Regions from separate parts of the Homo sapiens genome. Here region 2 is linked to region 1. A link is an interaction called in ENCODE POLR2A ChIA-PET data of the cell type or tissue named here. Cell type or tissue: GM12878. All regions are shown on one strand. Each heading gives the region's core, and the rest is flanking DNA. Links, peaks and the distances in the headings are about the cores only.

Region 1 (8,616 bases), core at 1,702-5,701:
TCCACCTCCTGGGTTCAAGCGATTCTCCTGCCTTAGCCTCCCGAGTAGCTGGGACTACAGGCATGTGCCAACACGCACGGCTAATTTTTTGTATTTTTAGTAGAGATGGGGTTTCACCGTGTTAGCCAGGATGGTCTCCATCTCCTGACCTCATGATCCACCCAACTCTGCCTCCCAAAGTGCTGGGATTACAGGCATGAGCCGCCGCACCCAGCCAAGCATTTAGTTTTGTTGTTGTTGTTGTTTTAGAGATAGGATCTTGCTATGGTGTCCAGGCTGGACTAGAACTTCTGGGCTCAAGCAGTCCTCCTGCCTCAGCCTTCTGCATAGCTGGAAGAATGCCACGTATTTTGAGTGCTGGGCCTTTTCTGTATGCTTCCTGGATATCAATTAATTCCCTCTGGGTGACCGAGATGTTACCGCATCTGTGTTACTGTGTTAAACATCTGTCACCATTTAATACTTTAAATAATTTAAAAGATAAGTTTTTATGAGAGAAGACAGTTTTGGGGACGCTAAAAGAATATGAAAGAATTGTATGACTTGAGAAACATATTTTATGTTAGGAAATCAAATATTTTATTTTCTTCACCCTTCTGCAGAAAAAAGATTACTTTTAACCATTAAAATTACTATTTTATGGGAGGCTGAGGCAGGAGAATTGCTTGGACTGGGGAGGCAGGGGTTGCAGTGAGCTGAGATTGAGCCACTGCACTCCAGCCTGGGTGACAGAGCGAGACTCCATCTTAAAAAAAAAAAGCAATTGCCAGGCGCGGTGTCTCATACCTGTAATCCCAGCATGTTGGGAGGCCGAGGTGGGTGGATCACGAGGTCAGGAGTTCTAGACCATACTGGCCAACATGGTGAAACCCTGTCTCTACTAAAAATACAAAAATTAGCCAGGTGTGGTGGCGGGCGCCTGTAATCCCATCTACTCAGAAGGCTGAGGCACGAGCATCGCTTGAATCTGGGAGGTGGATGTTGCCATGAACCAAGATCGTGCCACTGCACTCAGCCTGGGTGACAGAGGAAGACTCCGTCTCAAAAAATAATAATAACAACATTTTCTTACAGCTTTTGCTTGGAATTTTCTAGCTGCTGTTTGATTTATTGTGATTTGAATGATTATGTTGGAAATATTTAATTTTATCTTCTATCTTCACAGTCCATATTTGCTCCATTTCTTACTTTACAACTTGCGTACATGGGATTATACAAATATTTTCCCAAGGTAAATTAATTTTTTTTCTAAATTTCGATGATGTGTTTGGATTGATTTATGACTAGCTAATTGAAGGAACTTAAAAATGTTAGTCCTGCTTACGGTCTGAATCAGTGCTACTCAAAGTGTGGTTTGCCCACTTATCTCCAAACTATGTGTTTGTGTTTGTTATACATTAAGTTCAAAAAATGAGTAATTGGCCGGGCGCAGTGGCTCACGCCTGTAATCCCCACACTCTAAGAGGCTGAGGTGGGTGGATCACCTGAGGTCAGGAGTTCAAGACCAGCCTGGCCAACATGGTGCAACCCCATCTCTGCTAAAAATACAAAAATTAGCCAGGTATGGTGACGCACACCTGTAATTCCAGCTACTCAGGAGGCTGAGGCAGGAGAGTTGCTCCAACCCAGGAGGCAGAGGTTGCAGTGAGCCAAGATTGCGCCACTGCACTGCTCCAGTCTGGGTGACAGAGTGAGACTCTGTCTCCAAAAAAAAAAAAAAAAAAAGAGTAATTAGAAACTTTTATAGCAATTTGACATTGCCATAACATTGTTATTCTGTTTTACAAAAATACTGTGGATTGAGGTCCTTCATGAAAAAGTGTGAATAGTACTTGTTTAAGCAAAGTATTAAATTTAATTAGTAAATTTAGTAATTCATTTTGTCTATAATAAAGGAAATTAATTAAAAAATGGATTTGATTATCTCATTGTACTTCATATTGGACACTTAATAGCAGTGCACTTTATCTTCAGTGTTGAGGGCCTGATATTTGCAATAAATATTTGGCCAATATTACAGAACAGAATGATGTTGAGAGTCAATGTTTACCTGGCCTACTTGACTACAGATATATACAGTTTTATGAGGCTTGGCTTGCCTGACATAGACGATAGCCTAACTAGTGTGATCGAATTTTGTGGGAGCTTTTTGCTGAAAAAATTGCTACTTGGCTGTCTGCGTGTTATATTTAATGGGCTGACAGACCTGTGTATGATTTTAATGGATTTGAAGCATTTGTATTTTTGAAGGGTCAAATAGGTCAAATATAAGAAGTAAAAGAGTAAATAACATTGTAATTTTAATTAAGCATTTGTTTAGAAATTCACCTTTGAGGCGGGGCGCGGTGGCTCACGCCTGTAATCCCAGCACTTAGGGAGGCTGAGGCAGGTGGATCACGAGGTCAAGAGATCGAGAGCATCCTGGCTGACAGGGTGAAATCCCATCTCTACTAAAAATACAAAAGTTAGCCGGGCGTGGTGGCAGGCACCTGTAGTCCCAGCTACTCGGGAGGCTGAGGCAGGAGAATGGCGTGAACCTGGGAGGCGGAGCTTGCAGTGAGCCGAGATTGCGCCACTGTACTCCAGCAGCCTGGGCGACAGAGCGAGACTCCTCAAAAAAAAAAAAAAAAGAAAGAAATTCACCTTTGAGGCTGGGCGCCGTGGCTCACGCCCTAATCCCAGCACTTTCGGAGGCTGAGGGGGGTGGATCACCTGAGGTCAGGAGCTCGAGACTGGCCTGGCCAACATGGCGAAACCCCATCTCTACTAAAAATATAAAAATTACCCAGGCATGGTTGCGGGTGCCTGTAATCCCAGCTACTTGGGAGGCTGAGGCAGGGAGAATCACTTGAAACTGGGAGGTGGAGGTTGCAGTGAGCCCAGACTGTGCCATTGCACTCCAGCCTGGGCAACAGAGCGAGACTGTCTCAAAAAAAAAAAAAGAAAATCACCTTTGAAACATTGATTGTAGTTTTGCAGTAGCAAAGTTTGGAACCTAAATGTCCACTGAGTGACTACATTAAAAAAAAAAAATTGGCCAGGCACGGTGGCTCATGCCTGTAATCCCAGCACTTTGGGAGGCCGAGGCGGGCGGATCAGCTGAGGTCGGGATTTCGAGACCAGCCTGACCAACATGGAGAAACCCCGTCTCTACTACAAATTCAAAATTAGCCAGGCATGGTGGCGCATGCCTGTAATCCCAGCTACTCAGGAGGCTGAGGCAGGGGAATCACTTGAACCCAGGAGGTGGAGGTTGTGGTGAGCCGAGATCGCACCATTGCACTTCAGCCTGGGCAACAAAGCAAAACTCCATCTCAAAAAAAAAAAAAAAAAAAAATTATAACGTATCTATTCAGAATGAAGATGCTCTCAATGTACTGACAATGGTAAGCTCTCCAAGAAATATTAAGAGAAAAAAAAACAAAATTCAGAATAGAATCTATAGAATCTATACTAATTTCTTTTTGAAAAGAAAAAATAATGTATTATTTGATTTTGCTTATATATGCATAAACAAACTGAAAGACTATACATGAAATTATTAACAATACTTATGTGTGTGATAGAGATGTATATATGGGTACTATGTAAATGGAAGAGAGAAAAGGGAGACTTTATATATTCTCCCAACAAAACAGCATTTTGTTATAGCAGGGTTTTTTTTGCTTGTTTGTTTTTGAGACAGAGTATCACTCTGTCGCCCAGGCTGAAGTGCAGTGGCACGATCTCAGCTCACTGCAGCCTCCGCCTCCTGTGTTCATTCTCCTGCCTCAGCCTGCCAAGTAGCTGTGACTACAGGTGTGAGTGACCACACCCACTTAATTTTTGTATTTTTAGTAGAGACGAGGTGTCACCGTGTTGGTCAGTCTGGTCTGGAACTCCCAGCCTCAGGTGATCTGCCCACCTGGGCCTTCCAAAGTGCTGGGATTACAGGTGTGAGCCACTGCACCTGGCCTGTTATAGCAGTTTTTAAACACAAAAGTTGGCCAGGCGTGGTGCCTCACGCCTGTAATCCCAGCACTTTGGAAGGCCATGGTGGGCAGATCACCTGAGGCTGGGAGTTCTTGACCAACCTGGCCAACATGGTGAAACGCTATGTCTGCTGAAAATACAAAAATTAGCTTGGCATGGTGGGTACAGACCTGTAATCCCAGCTACTCAGTGTCTGAGGCAGGAGAATTGCTGACCCGGTGGCAGAGGTTTACAGTGAGCCAAGACAGCGCCACTGCACTCCAGCCTGGGCGACAGAGCAAGACTCCATCTCAAAAATAAATAAACACAAAAGTTGAAAGAATTGTGCCGTGAACACCCATTTATATAATACCAACGACCTAGATTCTACAATTAACATCTTATTATATTATGTATCTATCAGGTTTTCTTTTATTTTTCAAACCCAAGATAATCTCTGTAAAGTTTTTCCATCAAATTTTTCTTGATGCATTTCAAAGTATGTTGTAGGTGTACACATCGGTATACCTCACCCCTCTTACATAACACTGACTTACAATTTACTGTTTTAAGGTTCTTTAGGTAATTTTTTTTTTTTGAGACGAGGCTTGCTCTGTCACCCAGGCTGGAGTGCCATCTCGGCTCACTGCAAGCTCCGCCTTCCGGGTTCACACCATTCTCCTACCTCAGCTTCCCAAGTAGCTGGGACTACAGGCGCCCGCCATCACGGCCGGCTAATTTTTTTTTGTATTTTTAGTAGAGACGGGGTTTCACCGTGTTAGCCAGGATGGTCTCGATCTCCTGACCTCATGATCCGCCTGCCTCGGCCCCCCAAAGTGCTGGGATTACAGGCATGAGCCACCATGCTCGGCATTTTTTTTTTTTTTTGAGACGGAGTCTCGCTCTGTCACCAGGCAGGAGTGCAGTGGCACAATCTTGGCTCACTGCAACCTCCACCTCCCAGGTTCAAGCGATTCTTCCACCTCAGCCTCCCGAATAGCGGGGACTACAGGCACACGCCACCAAGCCCAGCTAATTTTTGTAATTTTAGTAGAGACGGGGTTTCACCATGCTGACCAGGATGGTCTCTTTCTTTTTTTTTTTTTTTGAGATGGAGTCTTGCTCTTTCGCCAGGCTGGAGTGCAGTGGCGAGATCTCAGCTCACCACAACCTCCGCCTCCCAGGTTCAAGCGATTCCCCTGCCTCAGCCTCCCAAGTAGCTGGGATTACAGGCATGTGCCACCACACCTGGCTAATTTTTTTTGTATTTCAGTAGAGACGGGGTTTCACCATGTTGGCCAAGACAGCCTTGATCTCCTGACCTGATTATCTGCCCACCTCGGCCTCCTAAAGTGCTAGAATTAGCTGGTCTCTGGTCTCTATCTCTTGACCTTGTGATTCGCCCACCTCCGCTTCCCAAAGTGCTGGGATTACAGGTGTGAGCCACCGCACCTGGCTTTTAGGTAAAATTTTAAGGTAAAATTAGTTCTGAGGCCGGGTGCAGTGGTTCACACCTGTAATCCCAGCACTTTGGGAGGCCGAGATGGGCGGATCACCTGAAGTCAGGAGTTCAAGACCAGTGTGGCCAACATGGTGAAACCCCATCTCTACAAAAATTTGCCGGGCATGATGGTGGGTACCTATAATCCCAGCTACCGGGGAGGCTGAGGTGGGAGAATCGCTTGAACCCAGAAGGCGGAGGTTGCAGTGGGCCGAGATCCTGCCATTGCACTCCAGCCTGGTCGACAGAGCAAGACTACGTCTCAAACAAAAAAAATTAGTTCTAATATGAAGAGTAGGGTACCAGCGTAATTAATTGATTGCTTGAAATGCTTGTCTTAATTGTACCATTTAATACGTTTGTTATCCTATGAAACCCATACCTCTTTCAAGGTTTATAACTTCACTGTCACCCCAGGAGTTTCTTTCATGCTCCTTTCCAGGCAGTCCCAGTCCCTATACCCCAAAGAACTTTTTCCCACGATAGATTAGTTGTGTCTGGCATAGTAATCCATGTAAGTGGGATCATTCTTGATTTTACTTTTTTGTGCAAGCCTTCTTTATTCCGCATGATATTTTTGAGATTTATCCATGTTGTTGGATAAATCAGTAGTTAATTCCTTTTTTTTTCTTGGCTCAGTAATACTACATTGTATGACTATATCCATTTATCTAGTCTCCTATAGATGGACATCCTGGTTGTTTTCAGTTTTGGGGTTATTATGACTAAAACTAAGAGCTTTCTTGTATGAGGCTTTTTGTGAGCATAAGCTTTCATTTCTTTTAGGTAACTATAGGGTTTTTTTTTTTTTTCAGATGGAGCTTTGCTCTGTCACCCAGGCTGGAGTGCAGTGGCACGATCTCGGCTCACTGCAGCCTCTGCCTCCCAGATTCAAGCAATTCTCCTGCCTCAGGCTCCCAAGTAGCTTGGATTACAGGCATGTGCCACCACGCCTGGCTAATTTTTTTGTATTTTTAGTAGAGACGAGGTTTCACCATATTGGCCAGGCTGGTCTCGAACTCCTGACCTTGTGATCCACCCACCTCGACCTCCCAAAGTGCTGGGATTACAGGCATGAGCCGCTGCACCCGGCCAACTATAGGTTTTTATATTTAAAAATATTTTAAACCGTATGATTGGATTTTGTGATAATAAAGAAAAATTCAGCTTTTAATCTCTTAAAAAAATGAGACTAGAAAATTAATAAGTAAATGTTCTCTCTTCCACCAGAAGTATACTGAATTGTTCAGTGATACCCTATTGGATGTGTAATCAAGTGTGGATTCCTTTGCATAACAATTAGGGCCCTACATTCCTATAAGTCTGTGACAAATTACTCATTGTTCTCCAAGCATTCTTCTGCCTCTAACTTGTCCTGAGACTTAACGCTTCAAAAAACTTTCACTTCTGCCAGTCTAAATCCTGCTCTTCTTTGAAGGTCTGTTTTTAGTTGTTGTTTTTGGAGACGGGGGTCTCACTTTGTCATGTGGGCTGGAGTGCGGTGGTGCAGTCTCAGTTCAGTGCAGCCTCAACCTCTTAAGAGATCCTCCCACCTCAGCCTCCTGAGTAGATGGGACTACAGGCTCATGCTCAGCTAATTTTTGTATTTGTTGTAGAGACAGAGTCTCCCTATGTTGCCCAGAGTGGTCTTAAACTCCTAGGCTCAAGCCATCACCCAGCCTCGGCATCCCAAAGTGCTGGGATTAGAGGCATGAGCCACTGCACTTGGCCTGAAGGCCTGTTTTTAATTTTACTTCCTCTGAAGTCCTCCTTGTGCTTTATTTACATAAAACACTGGAGTAATTTATATCTCCTGTGAGCTCCTATGTCACACATTATCCATGTCAGTCATTTAGCAGTTATTTATGTCCTGTCTAGTAATATTTTTCTTGTTTTTATATTGTACTGTTGTATATATCATAAATTGTTATTTATGTCATACTTCCAAGATAACACTTTTTAAAAACTTCTAATAACAAGACTGGGCCAGGTGCAGTGGCTCACACCTGTAATCCTGACACTTTGGGAGGCTGAGGCGGGCAGATCACGAGATCAGGAGTTTGAGACCAGCCTGACCAACATGGTGAAATCCTGTCTCTACTAAAAATACAAAAATTAGCCGGGCATGGTGGCAAGCACCTGTAATCCCGGCTACTCAGGAGGCTGAGGCAGGAGAATCGCTTGAACCCGGGAGGCAGAGGTTGCAGTGAGCCGAGATCGTGCCATTGCACTCCAACCTGGGCAACAGAGCGAGACTCCATCTCAAAAAAAAAAAAAGCAAGACTGATGTCTGCTATTGCCTAGCAGATTGATGAGTTACATATTATATGCTCAGTAAATGTTGGTATCTTACTGATTGTTTTGAAACATCATTAACAGTTTTTAAATCATTTCGGTTAAAAACAGCAGTACTGATCATGTTTGTATAGAGCTTAATGTAGCCTGCTGAAACTTTGAAGATTAATTTGAGTCTTTCTCTACACAGAGTGAAAAGAAGATAAAGACAACAGTACTAACAGCTGCACTTCTATTGTCGGGAATTCCTGCCGAAGTGATAAATCGATCAATGGATACCTATAGCAAAATGGGCGAAGTCTTCACAGATCTCTGTGTCTACTTTTTCACTTTTATCTTTTGTCATGAACTGCTTGATTATTGGGGCTCTGAAGTACCATGAAGCCTGTAGAACTGAGAAGGAGAAGCTTACAAAAAAAAAAAAATCCTCTTCTATATTGCAGTGTCTCTAAAGGAGGCAAATTGGTTTACACCTTCATGTAATTCTTTTACTTTAGGGGTTGTAAAGCTACTTTATTAGATATAGAATGGCAGATTCTCTGATTTAAAAGGGCTGAGTTTGTATTATTACTGATATGAAGAATAGAGTACCAATGTCATTAATTGATTTTTCTTGTTAATCAGAATTCCTATTCTGTACCTTTCCTCTAACTTCTCAGATTTGTAATTCTTCTTTTGGGAGCTGAGCTAGTGCTTTTAGGAGAACAGATAAATGTGGTCTCAGCCAGCCCTAGAGACTGCTTCTTGTGTTTGTGTCATTCTGTCCTGAGAAATGAAGTCATCTGAAAAATAAAATGAAAGAAACTGAATTGTCTAATGTTAACTCTGCACATTGTAACTTTTCTTGTTGAGTTAGTATCTTAATTTTT
Region 2 (10,166 bases), core at 5,666-9,665, 67 kb after region 1:
GTCCCAGCTAGTGGGGAGGCTGAGGCAGGAGAATCGCTTGAACCTGGGAGGCAAAGGTTGCAGTGAGTCCAGATCACGCTATTGCACAAGCCTGGGCAACATGAGTGAAACTCCGTCTTTAAAAAAAAAAAAAAGAGACATCCTGAAAACAGAAAGTTTGAGAAGGGCTGGTTTACACCAAGCACAATTCACTCTTTGAGACTGGGATTAGGCCCGTCTCTCATTTGATGTATACCTGACTATGTGTTGGGTTGGTATGTGAACAAAATTGGGGTTATTTTAAAAAGGAAGGGGGTTCATGGTTTTTGGGTTGACATCCCATATGCTGCTTCAGTTAGCATATTATATTCAATTCTAAGGAATCAATTTTATGTGATTATGTTAGTAAGGATACTTTAGGCTAAAGTAAAAGTTTTGGTATTTTCAAATTATAAACAAATTTATATTGATATTGATTTCATTAAATTTTCTTAGGCAATTTTTTTGGTGAAGTGTTAGATTCCAGTTTCTTTGACAATGATTCAAATACTTCCTTTAAATCAATCCTTGAAGAGTACCTTTAAAATTTTAGGTAGTACTAAGAATTAATATTGGTAATTATTTACGTGCTAAACAGTGTATGTTAAACCCAGATTTTCTGTGAAATCTTCCATTGAAAGCATGAGTTTTAAGTTTTGAGAGTTTATCTTATTCCCTTCTCTATTACCAGAGTTTCCTGGGAACCTCATCATAAAATATTTTGTGGTCTGGGCATGTCGTAATAGAACTTTATGGTATTTTATACTCTGCTTTGCCATTCATACTAAACCTCTTTGGATCATTTATTTAAGAGATATCCATTTGGGTACTTCTAAACCAGTATTCCTAAAACTTTAATTTGCATATGATAATCACCTAAGGTTTTTTAAAATGCAGATTTTGATTCGGTAGTTTGGAGTATAACCCTAGATTCTGCATTTCCTTTTTTTTTTTTTTCCCCGAGACAGAGTCATGCTCTGTCGCCTGGGCTGGAGTGCAGTGGCGCAATCTCGGCTCACGGCAACCTTTGCCTCCCAGGTTCAGGCATGTGCCACCACGCCTGGCTTTTTTTTTTTTTTTTTTGTATTTTTAGTAGAGACGGGGTTTCACCATGTTGGTCAGGCTGGTCTCGAACTCCTGACCTCATGATCTGCCCGCCTCGGCCTCTCAAAGTGCTGGGATTACAGGCATGAGCCACCGCACCTGGCCTAGATTCTGCATTTCTAACAAGCTCCCAGGTGATGCTGCTCTGGTCCTTGGACAAAACCGAGTAGCAAGGCTCTAAATAACCTACAGGGAAAGGAGAAAGATCTAACTCTTGTCAATATAGGCTGAATGTTTCTGCCTTTTCTCGCTTTGGCTCCCAAACAGGTTTAGATTAATTTCTGATATTGGACCTTTGCAAATATAAACCTTATATAGAAGAAAGGGGGCAATACAAGACCAGAGTTGAAAGATTCATAAATGAGTTAATAGCAATAACCTTTAATCTTGCCATTACATTTTCTTAGTCTTTTATTTTCTATATTTTAGGAGTTGGATGTGTCAATTTGTTCTTCACTGAGTTTAGATTCTTGGTCAGAAGACATGGAAAATTTAATTTGAACATGTTTTAAAGCTCTCTAATTTACTTGCAGGCATTGATCAATATGACAGAGATAGCATCATAAATGACTTTAAGAATGGGACCTGCAAACTTCTTGTGGCTACCTCTGTTGCTGCCCGAGGTCTAGATGTGAAACATCTGATTCTTGTAGTAAATTATAGCTGCCCCAACCATTATGAGGATTATGTACACAGAGCAGGGCGGACTGGAAGAGCAGGAAACAAGGTAAAAATAAGTTTTTTATAGTTGATCTTCATTATATTAAAATACAGGTGTTTCTTTAGTATTTCAAGGAGTAGATAATAGGAGTTATGGAGACATTTTGAAAATCTTTAATCCACATAATGTGAAGAGTGGTTGATGTTAATAATTTATATACATGTACAGGTCTAAGTGTTGTTCAAATTATCAGATACCTAGCTGCTCTTTGTAGGCAGATCCTGTTAACAGTTTGTCTTCCCTTTTAGGTTTTTCCCCTCATGCCTAAACGTTTCTATACAGATGTTCCTTGATTTATGATGGGGTTACAATGTCCCGATAAACCCATCGTAAGTTGAAAATGCATTTAATATACCTGACGTACTAAACATCATAGTAGCCTAGCCTACCTTTAGCATGCTCAGAACACTTACATTAGGTTATACTTGGGCATCATCATCTAACACAAAGCCTATTTTATAATAAAGTATTGAATATCTCATGTAATTTACTGAATACTGTACTGGAAGTGAAAAACTGGTTGTATAGGTACTCAAAGTACAATTTCTACTGAATGCATATCACTTTTGCACCATGGTAAAGTTGAAAAATTATAAATTGAATCATTGTAAGTCGGGGACCATCTGTATACACATACACATAAATGTTTATACTTCAGGATCTTTTTTTAAAAAAAAACATGGGATCATAAAATATACCCATCTCCACACCTACCAATTTCTCCTACTCCCCTCTTTACCTCCCTATCATTCATACATACATATGTTACTTGCTTTTTTGACTCACCTGTATTCTAGAAACTGTATGGGTCTAACTCATTCCTTCTAGAGGCAGCAGACTAGTCTGTTGTTGGAGACATTGATTATGATATATTTAATTTTCTAACCCTGTACATTGCATAATAAAGCAATAAGTAGTATTTATATGCCATAGCTTACATTAATGGATAACGTATTATCTGCCATATATAATGTCATTTTAACTGTTTTACATATATAATGTTATTTTATCCTTACATATATAATGTCATTTTATCCTTAAAACGATTTAAGTGTTTTACATATGTAATGTCATTTTATCCTTAAAACTTTCCTTTGAGGTAAATAATATTACTCTATTTTATAGATGAGAAAAATTCATGCACATAGGATTTAGCTCACCTGCTTATGCACATTTAATAAGTAGTAATGGCATTTATTCTTCTAACCTGTTGGAAGGAGTCAAGAATATTTTTTTGGAAAGGGCCATGTACTGAAAATTGTAGCCTATTTGGGCTCTGTCACATATTCTTCTCTTTCTCTCTCCTTCTCTGTATATATATGTGTTATTGTATATATGTTCATAACCCTATAAAAATGTAAATACTTGTAGCCCCGTAGGAGTACAAAAGCAGACCATGGGTCAAAGGCAGTGGCTATTTAGATATTTCTGTTTTTGTTTTTGTTTTTTTGAGATGGAGTCTCGCTCTGTTGCCCAGACTGGAGTGCAGTGGCATGATCTTGGCTCACTGCAACCTCTCCCTCCCAGGTTCAAACGATTCTCCTGCCTCAGTGTCCCAAGTAGCTGGGACTACAGGCGTGTGCCACCACGCCTGGCTAATTTTTTGTATTTTTAGTAGAGACGGGGTTTCTACTAAAACCTGTGTTAGCCAGGATGGTCTCGATCTCCTGACCTCGTGATCTGCCCGCCTTGGCCTCTCAAAATACTGGGATTACAGGCATGAGCCACTGCACCCGGCCAAGATATTTCTGAATTAAAATCTTAAACCATGTTTTAAAATTCGTAACAGTTGGCCGGGCGCGGTGGCTCACGCCTGTAATCCCAGCACTTTGGGAGGCCGAGGCGGGCGGATCACCTGAGGTTGGGAGTTCAAGACCAGCCTGACCAACATGGAGAAACCCTGTTTCTACTAAAATAAAAATAAAAAATTAGCCGGGCATGGTGGCATATGCCTGTAATCCGAGCTACTCGGGAGGCTGAGGCAGGAGAATAGCTTGAACCCGGGAGGCAGAGGTTGCGATGAACCAAGATTGTGCCATTGCACTCCAGCCTGGGCAGCAGGAGCAAAACTCTTGTCTCAGAAACAAACAAACAAAAAATCGCAACAGTTGACTGTTTGGGTCAGATTGTTTTTTTGGTTTTGTTTTTTACATTTTTGTGGAGATGTGGTCTTGCCATTTTTGCCCAGGCTGGCCTCCAACTCCTAGGCTCAAGCTATCTTTCCACCTCTGCCTCCCCAAGTGCTGGGATTACAGGTGTGAGCCATTGTACCCAGCAAGGTCAGATTGTTTTGTGAAGATAGCAAACTCTAGCGAGACTCCATCTCAAAAAAAAAAAGGAAAAACAAAAAACAAAATCAAAAGGTATGACCACACAATTGTGCATTTGTGTAAAATTACCTATGTTTCTTTTTTTTTTTTGAGACGGAGTTTCACTCTTGTCACCCAGACTGGAGTGCATTGGCGCCATCTCACATGCACTGCAACCTCCGTCTCCCAGGATCAAGTGATTCTCCTGCATCAGCCTCCCAAGTAGTTGGGATCACAGGCATGCCACCACCACACTCGGCTAATTTTTTTGTGTTTTTAGTAGAGATGGGGTTTCACCATGTTGGTCAGGCTGGTCTCGACCTTCTGACCTCAAATGATCCACCCCCCCTTGGCCTCCCAAAGTGCTGGGATTACAGGCGTGAGCCACTGCGTCCAGCCAATTGCATATATTTCTACCTCTGTGTAAAGAAATTAGAAATTTTCTAGTTTGCTTGTGTTATTTTAAAATATTAAACTTGGGCCGGGCACAGTGGCTCGTGCCTGTAATCCCAGCACTTTGGGAGGCCAAGGCGGGCGGATCACCTGAGGTCAGGAATTTGAGACCAGCCTGGCCGACATGGTGAAACCATGTCTCTAGTGAAAATACAAAAATTAGCCGGGCATAGTGGCAGGCGCCTATAATCCCAGTTACTCGGGAGGCTGAGGCAGGAGAATCACTTGAACCCGGGAGGCAGAGGTTGCAATGAGCCAAAACTGCGCCACTGCACTCCAGCCTGGGCAACAGAGTGAGACTCCATCTCAAAAAAATAAAAAACAACAAAAAATAAAAATTAAACTTGGATATTTCACTTTGAACCATTAAGTAATTTAGTAAGACTCTTTCGTGGCTTTTAAAATTCTTTAGTTAATGTTGTCAATCTCGAGGATTTATTAGGTGGATCAGATTTTATCTTATGATCTAAGTAGGATCCATCTTGTTAGTGTCTAATAATTGTACTTTTTCATCATGCATTAGGGTTATGCTTATACTTTTATCACAGAGGATCAAGCTCGCTATGCTGGTGACATAATTAAAGCTCTTGAATTGTCAGGGACTGCAGTACCTCCTGATTTAGAGAAACTGTGGAGTGATTTCAAAGATCAGCAGAAAGCTGTGAGTTTTTAACCCATGTTACTCTTCTAGAAATCATTAATGTGACTAAACCTTGATTATTTAATTCTTGGAAATCTTTTATTTAACACTTGAAAATTTTGCTACGACTATTTTTATTTCTCTCTAGAGGGAAAAATGAGTGAAAGCTAAAATCCTATCTTATTCTTGAACTTAGTATTTTGTGGTGTCTATGTAGAGCTCTTAGTTTATCTTACATGCTAGATGAAGTGTTTTTATTACATTGACATACACCACCTTGAAAAATATTTAATTAGTATGAATTCCTAAACATTAAAGTTTTTACTATGAGATTAACTTCGTTTTCTTTTTTTGAAAGGAGGGGAAAATAATTAAAAAGAGTAGTGGGTTCTCTGGTAAGGGATTCAAGTTTGATGAAACAGAACAAGCTTTGGCTAATGAGAGGAAGAAGTTACAAAAAGCAGCTCTTGGTCTACAAGATTCAGATGATGAGGATGCTGCAGTTGATGTAAGTACTATTATTCTCTCATTCTTAATTGAAGCAGTTATTTCTTTTGTACTGGAGGTCTTGCCATATATGGTTATCAAGATAGACAATCACTGGAAACCTTTACAAGAGGTTGGTTCCAGAACAGTTTTGGAAAATCTGCCTACTACATACCAGTACCCCTCCTCTCAATATATAGACCACTCATTAGCACTTCAAAGGATGTGAAAAGTCCTTTTTTTTTTTTTTTTTTTTTTGCGATGGGAGTCTGGCTGTGTCACCCAGGCTGGAGTACGGTGGCGTGGTCTCCATTCACTGTAACCTCCGCCTCCTGGGTTCAAGCAATTCTCCTGCCTTGGCCTCCTGAGTAGCTGGGATTACAGGCATCCACCACCACGCCTGGCTAATTTTTGTATTTTTAGTTGAGGCGGGGTTTAACCTTCTTGCCCAGGCTGGTCTCAGATTCCTGACCTCAAGTGATCCGCTTTCCTTGGCCTCCCAAAGTGCTGGGATTACAGGCGTGAGCCACCTCGTCTGGCCATGGATGTGAAAAGTCTTTAACGAATCTTGTTTAACTTCATTAAACCCAGAAATTCCCCAACATACCTGATCTCAGAACACTTTTGGACATATCATGTTAAACTTAAGTTCAGAAAATAATTTTGGAAATCAGAAATTCAACCTGATCTTATCATTAGGAAATTGACTCCAAGAAAAGATGTTAGGTCCAGGACCACAGTGGGAGTTAACACAGACAGGACCAGAACCCAGTTGTCCTATTAACCTTAAGCCATTTCTTTCTAGGATACCATACTAGCTCAAAAAATTAGCCGGGCGTGTCTTGCTCTGTCACCCAGGCCAGACTGCAGTGTCGTAATCTCAGCTCAACTGCAACCTCTGCCTCCTGGGTTCAAGCGATTTTCCTGTTTCAGCCTCCCTAGTAGCTGGGATTACAGGCACCCACCACCACGCCCGGCTGATTTTTGTATTTTTAGTAGAGATGGGGTTTCACCATATTGGCCAGGTTGGTCTCAAACTCCTGACCTCAGGTGATCCACCTGCCTTGGCCTCCCATAGTGTTGGGATTATAGGTGTGAGCCACTGTGCCTGGCCAATAAAGTCATTTTTTTTTTTTTGAGACGGAGTCTCGCTCTGTCACCAGGCTGGAGTGCAGTGGCTTGATCTTGGCTCACTGCAACCTCTGCCTCTCAGGTTCAAGTGGTTCTCCTGCCTCAGACTCCCAAGTAACTGGAACGACAGGCACGCGCCACCATGCTTGGCTAATTTTTTTTGTATTTTTACTAGAGACAGGGTTTCACCATGTTGGCCAGGATGATCTTGATCTCTTGACTTCGTGATCCGCCTGCCTCGGCCTCCCAAAGTGCTCAGATTACAGGCGTGAGCCACCACGCCCGACCACATTTCATTTTTTAAATTTATCTGTTACCATGTAACAAATCAAAACTTAGCAGGTTAAAGCAATAAACACTTATTATCACATAGTTCCTTATGGTCAGGAAATCAGGAGCAGTTTAGTCAGGTAGTTCTGGCTTAGGCGCTCGTGAGATTGCAGTCATCTGCAGGCTTGACTGTTGCTGGATGATCTGCTTCCAACATCAGTCACTTTGATGTAGATAGGATGCCTCAGTTCTTCACCTCTTTGCCTGTCCTTACCCACATGGCAGCTGGCTTTCCCCACAGTGAGTGATCAAAGAGAGCAAAGAGAAAGCTTTAGTGCTTTTTATGACTGTCTCTGAAATTACACACTGTCACTTCCACTTTATTCTTTATGGGGTTTTTTTTGTCTTGTTTTGTTTTGTTTTGGAAACAGAGTCTGACTCTGTTGCCCAAACTGGAGTGTAGTGGTGCGAACTCAACTCACTGCTGCCTCAGCGATCTTCCCACCTCAGCCTCTTGAGTAGCTGGTACTATGGGTGCACCACCATGCCCTGTTAATATATATTTTAAAATGTTTTTTTTTTTAGAGTCGAGGTCTCACTGTGTTGCCTAGGTTGGTCTGAAATTCCTGGGCTCAAGTGATCCTCCTGCCTCAGCCTCCCAAAGTGATGGTATTACAAACATGAGCCACCATGCCCAGCCCACTTTCTTCTATTAGAAGGAAGTCATTAAGTCCAGCCCACACTCAAGAAAAAAGACTATTAAATAATTTGTAGCCATGTTTTAAAAACATCTGTCACTTTTTGACATTATGGTAGTTTCCTCTTTTCTGTGGTTTTAGTTGCCATAGGTTAACCACAGTCTGAAACTATTACAGTATTTTGAGACCACATTCATATAACTTTTATTACAGTATATTGCTATAATTGTCCTATTTTATTGTTGTTAATCTCTTAACTGTACCTAATTTATAAATTAAACTTTATCATAGGTATGTATGTATAGGAAAAAACAGTGTATGTCGGTGCGGTACTATCTCTGTTTTTAGGCATTCACTGGGGTTCTTGGAATGTATTCCATGTGTAAAGGGAAAACTGCAGTATTTTTAACTGTTTTTTAAAATCTTGTGATAAAATACGGTGATTGTTTCTTCGGGTGTTAAAGTAATATATAATTTTATGAAAAATGTAAACAGTACTTAACACGAATAAAATCAAAAGTAAGGTTAGCTCTACCAGCTAGCATTGTATACTTCCCCCTTTCCTGATTTTATGAATTTGTTCAGATTGTAATACCATGAATGCTATTTAATTTAAAACGGTTTTACTCAGGTAAATGTTGAGTTTTAAAACTAGTTGATAACTGACCCCCTGTTGGTGTTTTCTTGGGGTTTTGTTTTGTTTTGTTTTTATGAGACAGGATCTCACTCCATCAACCAGGCTGGAGTAAAGTGGCGTGATCTTGGCTCACTGTAGCCTCGACCTCCTGGGCTCAGGTGATTCCCCACCTCAGCCTTCTGAATATCTGGGACTACAGGCATGTGCCACCATGCCTGGGTAACTTTTATATTTTTTGTAGAGACAAGGTTTCGCCATGTTGCCCAGGCTGGTCTTGAACTCCTGGGCTCAAGTAATCCTCCTGCCTTGAACTCTCAAAATGCTGGGATTATAGGCAGGAGCCACTGTGCGTGGCCATAACTAAAACCCTTTAATAGGTAATAAATGTTTTAAGAAGAATCTAAGGCTGGGTGTGGTGGCTCATGGCCTGTAATCCCAACACTTTGGAAGGCCATGGTGGGAGGATAGCTTGAGCCCAGGAGTTCAAGACCCTCCTAGACAACACAGTGAGACCCCATCTCTATAAAAAGGTTTTTAAAAATTAGCTGGACGTGCTAGTGCACGCTGTGGTCCTAGCTACTTGGGAGGCCGAGATATGAGGAACCCTTGAGCCTGGGAGTTAAAGGCGACCCTGTCTCAAAAAAATACAAAAGCTAAACGGACTGTTTTTATTGTAGTAAAAGAGCTTTGTAAATTAACCAATTAATTTTTAAGCCCTAAATAAGCTTTTCTGTGCATTTGAGATCTAGAAGATACAGCTTTATTAATCTGATCTAAATTTCTGAAGGGGGCTTGTATTTCTGTAATCAGTGATATCAGTAGTCACTGTTGGGCAAAGGGCATTTTTTAAAAGAAATGCACATAGCAGGCTGGCGGTGGTGGCTCATGCCTGTAATCCCAGTGCTTTGGGAGGCCAAGGTGGGCGGATCACGAGGTCAGGAGATGAGACCATCCTGCCTAACACGGTGAAACCCCATCTCAACTAAAAATACAAAAAATTAGCCAGGTGTGGTGGCGGGCACCTGTAGTCCCAGCTACTCAGGAGGCTGAGGCAGAAGAATGGCGTGAACCTGGGAGGCGGATCTTGCAGTGAGCTGAGATGGCGCCATTGCACTCCAGCCTGGGAGACAGAGCGAGACTCTGTCTCAAAAAAAAAAAAAAAAAAAAAAAAAAGAAATGCACCTAGCAGTAGGGCTCATGTGACTCCTGTCAAAGCAAAGCATTCATCATTGCGCTTGCCTTGATGGGGAAACAACCTGCATTTGTTTCCTTTCTTGATTCAAAGGAATAAGGGAATAAGCCTTTTCTGGTTCAGTTACCCAGTTTTTAAGGCAAATCCAATTGGATTTTATGGGTTGGGAAGAGTTTTGAGAGCTTTACCTTAGGAACATGTTATATCACTCCCCCTGAGAATTATTGACTATATTTTTAGTAGGCCACTGACCTTGAGTTATAGTCCTTCTTCCAGCCTGTTTCATTGCAGTATAATTTGGTCTCAAGGCCTGAGCCCTGGGGTAAGTCAGCTGCATCCTATTGGCTATTCTGTCTTGAAAGCACATGTTTCCTCATTTATTGAACAGGGATGAAGTTTCTGGTCCTCTCAGGAGTCTGATGACGTGGTTCATGCAATGTTGTTTCTCTGTTTTCTATTTTTCTCCCTACCATAGACAACTGATTTTTTAAATGAAATGTGACTTTT

Evidence for each region. ChIA-PET counts read pairs that join two places held together with the same protein. Peaks named below come from ENCODE experiments on the same cell type or tissue, not always from the same donor. Only the 100,000 strongest peaks of a DNase experiment are listed, where the experiment ranks them.
Region 2: POLR2A ChIA-PET joins it to region 1 with 5 read pairs; 10 of 35 experiments call an interaction of 5 or more read pairs at or near these places.

The regions. Positions count from the first base shown.
Region 1 is chr5:134,742,822-134,751,437 of GRCh38, forward strand. CAMLG (calcium modulating ligand) reads left to right here. Exons shown (of 4, transcript NM_001745.4): 3 at 1,166-1,231; 4 at 7,938-8,616. The coding sequence ends at 8,129. Among named protein-coding and RNA genes, the nearest start is that of CAMLG, 8.6 kb to the left of the region's middle. In GM12878, for the core only: no CTCF peak of the experiment used is centred there; no DNase peak of the experiment used is centred there.
Region 2 is chr5:134,806,093-134,816,258 of GRCh38, forward strand. DDX46 (DEAD-box helicase 46) reads left to right here. Exons shown (of 23, transcript NM_001300860.2): 16 at 1,656-1,849; 17 at 5,129-5,266; 18 at 5,604-5,753. Among named protein-coding and RNA genes, the nearest start is that of C5orf24, 35 kb to the right of the region's middle. In GM12878, for the core only: no CTCF peak of the experiment used is centred there; DNase peaks (open chromatin) are centred at 7,469 and 7,914.